Linked DNA regions of Homo sapiens: region 1 is linked to region 2. A link is a loop called in an ENCODE intact Hi-C map of the cell type or tissue named here. Cell type or tissue: IMR-90. All regions are shown on one strand.

Evidence for each region. Peaks named below come from ENCODE experiments on the same cell type or tissue, not always from the same donor. Only the 100,000 strongest peaks of a DNase experiment are listed, where the experiment ranks them.
Region 1: a loop joins it to region 2, with 4 times the contacts of the local background. A loop is called at or near these places in 1 of 110 quality-filtered maps.

Annotation. Positions count from the first base shown.
Region 1 is chr2:100,918,063-100,920,562 of GRCh38, reverse strand. All of the region lies in intron 2 of NPAS2 (neuronal PAS domain protein 2), which reads right to left. Among named protein-coding and RNA genes, the nearest start is that of NPAS2-AS1, 58 kb to the left of the region's middle. In IMR-90, a CTCF peak has its summit at 1,083; no DNase peak of the experiment used is centred here.
Region 2 is chr2:100,741,074-100,743,573 of GRCh38, reverse strand. It overlaps LOC105373508 (a long non-coding RNA gene), which reads right to left. Exons shown (of 2, transcript XR_007087156.1): 1 at 2,363-2,500. Among named protein-coding and RNA genes, the nearest start is that of LINC01868, 62 kb to the right of the region's middle. In IMR-90, no CTCF peak of the experiment used is centred here; DNase peaks (open chromatin) are centred at 453, 1,033 and 1,473; H3K4me3 peaks cover 198 bases; H3K27ac peaks cover 1,216 bases.

The DNA of each region.
Region 1 (2,500 bases), 180 kb before region 2:
CAACTAGTCTATCTGGATACACATAGTAGGGGATTGAGCAGAAAGGCACTCATGGGTGGAACTCAAACATCCAGTTATTAAATGCAATACAGACAGACCTCCAGGGAAGTGGGGCACAGGTTACCTTCCAGTACCCTTAAAAACTGTACATGTTTATGGGGTACAATGTGATGTTTTGATATATATATATACAACATGGAATGATTAAATTAAGCTAATTACCATATCAGTCACTTCACTTATTTGTGGTGAGACATTTGACATTTACTCTCCTTGCAATTTTGAAATATACAACACTGTACGTTATTATTAACTACAGTCACCCTGCTGTGTGATAGATCTCAAAACCTGATTCCTCCTGTCTAACTGAAGCTTTCTACCCTTTGACTAACATCTCCCCACTCCCTCCCCCTTTGACAGGAGGACCCTCTTCCACTTCTGACTTGAGGGTTCTCTGGACAAGGGCAATTAGAGACAGGAAGAGTATTTGTTCTATATTCTCTGATTAGCACCTTCTGTGCACAAGGCGCTCCATCAAGCGATATGGAGGAGGCGGCAATGAAGAGGTCTTGGCCCTCAACTAAAAGCAGCTCAGTGTCTAGAGGAAGAGATGGAACTCATTCCTCAGAAGCTGGTATAGGGGGTGCAATACAATACTGCCCGGTGAGAAGTTCCAACGAATCGCCAAGGGTGCTCACCAAGGAGGGAGCCCAGCCACGGAGCCCCTAGAGGCAAGAACATGAGGTGGCTTTGAGGGGTGCATAGTCAGGGGTGGAGAGGACAGCCCAGGGGAAAGCTGGGTGGTCAAGTTTGGCAGCAGAGTTGGGCTCAATTGGAGAAGGAAAGGATAGGGTGGGGAGGCACGGGGAGACCGACGGCGCAGTCGTGAATGGTAGGCCAAGCAACCTGGTCTGAGCTTTTGGATGAGTGGGGACAGGGAAAGGAAATGAAATGGGTCCTCAGGAAAGGATGAGGGACCCAACTTAAAGGGGAAGTGAGTAGAGACAGGAAGGGTCCGTGAGGCTCCTCCACCCCAAAGCACAGCACGGCGCTGCTGCTCCCTACCGCCCCCAGCGGGGGATGTAGGGAAAGAGCCAAGCAAGGCTCAGTCAAACTTCATTAGCCTCGAAAAAGTGACGCTGACGGTGGGTGCTTTAAAACGTTTTTTTGTTTTTGTTTTTGTTTTTTTTCCCCTTAAAATTAACACACAGTGAGCCTGACTTTTTCTTCGGGGACACGGTTCTATACGTTTTAGCACATGTATAAAGGTATGCAACCGTCATCACCATCAAGACGAGAGAGAGCTCTCTACAAAACTCTCATGCCCTCCACTCCCACAAAACTCTGGCCAGCTCGGTTCTGTTCTCCATCCCTATGCTCTTTTCAAGAATGTCGTAAAAGTATAATCCTATAGCATGTAACCTTTTGAGCCTGGCTGCTTCTACCCAGCATAATGCCTTTGAGATTTATTCAACTTGTGTCTGTCAATACCGTGTGCCTTCTCATTGGTGAGTAGTTTTCTACTGTACGGGTGTTCCACAGCCGGTTTATGCATTCACCCATTGAGGAAATGTGGGTTGTTTCCAGTTTGGGTAATTATGAATACAGCTACTATGCCCATTGGTGTACAGGTTTTTCAGTGAACGTGTTTGTATTTTTCTGAAGTAAAGAATCCAGGACTAGAACGTCTGGGTCATATGGAAACTATATGTTTATAAGAAACTACCAAACCGTTTTCCAGAGTGGCCATGCCATTTTACCTCCCTACCAGCAATGTATGAGTGATCCAGCGTTCTACAACCTTAAAGGGAATTAATATTGTCAGTACTTTAAATTTTAGCTAATCTAAGAAAGTTGCGGTGGTACATTATTAGAGGTTTAATTTGCATGTATCTAATGGCTAATGGCAGTGGACATCTTTTCACTTTTTTTGACATCTGTAGACCCTCTTTGAGGAAGCATCTGTTCATATCTTTTGCCCATTTTAAAATTGGGTTGTCTATTTCCTTACTATTGAGTTTTGACAGTTGCTTGTATTTTCTGGATACAAGTCTTTTGTCAGAAATGTGATTTGTCAGTATTTTCTACCCGACTATAGCTTGCCTTTTCAATCTCTTAATAGTAACTTACAGAGTGAGTTTTTAATTTTGATGAGGTCCAGGTTTAACAATTTTTTCTCTTACGAGTTGTACTTTTGGTGTTAGGTCTAGGAACTCTTTGCCTAACCTTATAGACTACAAAGACTTTCTATTTTTTCTTCTTATGGTTTTACAGTTTTACGTATTTTACATTTAGATTTATAATTTCAGTATTGATTTTTATTTCATGAATAGATGTTGCATTTTGCCAAAGTCTTTTTCTGCATCAATTGATATAATCATGTGGTTTTTCTTTTGTAACTTCATAACATAACGGATTACATTGATTTTTGAATTCTGAATAGCCTTGCATTCCCTAGATAAGCTCCACTTGATTGTAATTTAAAATATATATAAATATA
Region 2 (2,500 bases):
TCAGCCTCCTGAGTAGCTGGAACTACAGGTGCCCGCCACCATGCCTGGCTAATTTTTGTATTTTTCGTAGAGACAGTTTCACCGTGTTGGCCAGGATGATCTCAGTCTCCTGAACTCAGGTGATCTGCCCACCTCAGCCTCCCAAAATGCTGGGATTACAGGTGTGAGCCACCGTGCCCAGCCTGATATTTAATTTTGAACTTCCATGTTGTATTGGAAATAAAGCATTAAATTGTTAATTCTTGCTTCTCTATTCACCCGTGACCTTAAGGTGTTAGGGTCTGTGGATGAATCAACCATTTGGACTCTTACATCTGCTCCTTTATGTGCAGAAACACAGGGAGAGAGTCAAGCCAAGTGCGGCTCCCCTACTTGGCCAATGTGAATAGTAAAGTGCTGTGTGAGTGGAAAAGCAGTTAGATTTCCTAACTTTACTACACTGGGATTTCCCAGGAAAGCACAGGCTGGAAGAATGATGTAATGGGTATATTTTACATATGTTTTCAATAAGCATGCCTGTGTGGGCCATTCATGGAAAAACCCTTCCCATCAAGTCACACCACGTGGGACAGAGTCTGGCAGTACCAGCAGTGCCCCAGTCCCCATAGTCTCCTGTTTCAGTCGTTAAAAGGCGATTTTGACTCTCCCTTTGTAGAAATCATACAGCTTCTGTATCTGATCAGAAGGTCAACAACACAATCATCTGATGTTAGGCTAGAGGTAAGAACAGCCGGCTCTGGGGTTCCCGGAGGAAGGAATTGCCAATCTCGCCTGAAAGAACTGGTAAGAACCCTCCTCCATTCCCTGACACTGAAACATGGGAAGAAGCTCAGTCCAGCTGTTCTTGATCAAGGCTGGGACTTGTCAAGTGTCATGAGTAGCCTGCCCAGACAGAAATGAGCGGGGGAGAGGGTTTTCTTAGTTTGGACCAATTCTGGCATCATAGTTTTGATCACAGTTGTCTGTTGGAGTGAACTTGGCAGAGAAATACAGTAAGTCTGTAGAAACTCAGTCAGGATGGAATGCACAGTCTTCAATGGGGAATTTTATAAAGACCACAAAATAGCTCAGTTAAGACTGACTAACCCCACACAATGGCAGAAGAACGACATAGTTTCATTTATTCCACAAATATTTGCTGAGTGTCTGCCCCAGGCCAGGCACTGTCGGCACTGAGGAGATAATAGTGTACGGTGTGGCTGCAGCCCCTGGGTTCAAAGGGCTTGTATTTTAGATGGAAAGACCCACGACTAAACAGTCCATGACACAAATGTGTAAAAAGTATGGTGGAAAGGGAAACTCAGGGTTGCACAGCCAACACACACCTACCTGGTCTAGGTGCAGCAGAAGATAGCCCTTGAGCAAATGGCTATTGGAAGATTTATTTTTAAAAAATTACTTGTGGTAAGATCATGTAACATTAGATCTACCCTCTTAATAAATTTTTGAGTGTATGCTACAGTATAGTGAACCACAGGCAGAATGCTGTACAGCAAATCTCTAGAACTTACTCATCTTGCCTAACTGAAACTTTATACCCATCAAGTCACAACTTCCTATGTCCCTCTTCCCCCAGCTCCTGGCAACCACCATTCTACTTTCTGCTTATAAGAGTTTGACTATTTTAGATACCTTTTTAAGTGACATCATGCAGTATTTGTCCTAAATATGTCACTTGCTATAATGTCCTCGCTTTCATCCAAGTTGTTGCATATGGCAGGATTTCCTTCTTTTTAAGGCTTAATAATATTCCATTGTCCATATGTACCCTATTGTCTTTATCCATTCACCTGTTGATGGATATTTAGTTTGTTTCCACATGTTGGCTATTGCGAATAGCCAACAGTAAACATGGGAGTGCAAATATCTCTTTGAGATCCTAATTTTACTTCTTTTGGATAAATACCCAGAAGTGAGATTGCTGTACCATAAACTAATTCTATTTCTAATTTTGTGAGGAATTAAGATACCGTTTTCCATAGTGGCTTCATCATTTTATATTCTCACTAACAGTGTAAAAGGGCTCTAATTTCTCCAATGCTTACCTTCTGTGTTTTTTTGGGGGGATAGGGGTGGGGGTGGGGGCGGGTAATAGCCCTCCTAACTAGTGTAATGTGACATTTCATTGTGGTTTTCATTTGCATTTTCCTGATGATTAGTGATGTTGAGCATGTTTTCATGTACTGTTTGGCCATTCGTATGCCTTCCTTAAAGAAATGACTACTCAAGTGCTTAGCCCATTTTTAAATTGGGTTATTTCACTTTTTTACTATTGAGTTATATGAGTTCCTTATAAATTTTGAATATTAACCCCTTGTCAGATATATAGTTTGCAAATATATTTTCCCGTTCCATAGGTTACCTTTTCACTCTGCCAATTGTTCCGTTGCTATGCAGAACAGCATTCCCATTTTCCCATTCCACAGGTTACTTTTTCACTCTGTTAATTGTTCCGTTGCTGTATTCTGTTTTTGTTTTTGTGTACTGTGCTTTTGGCATC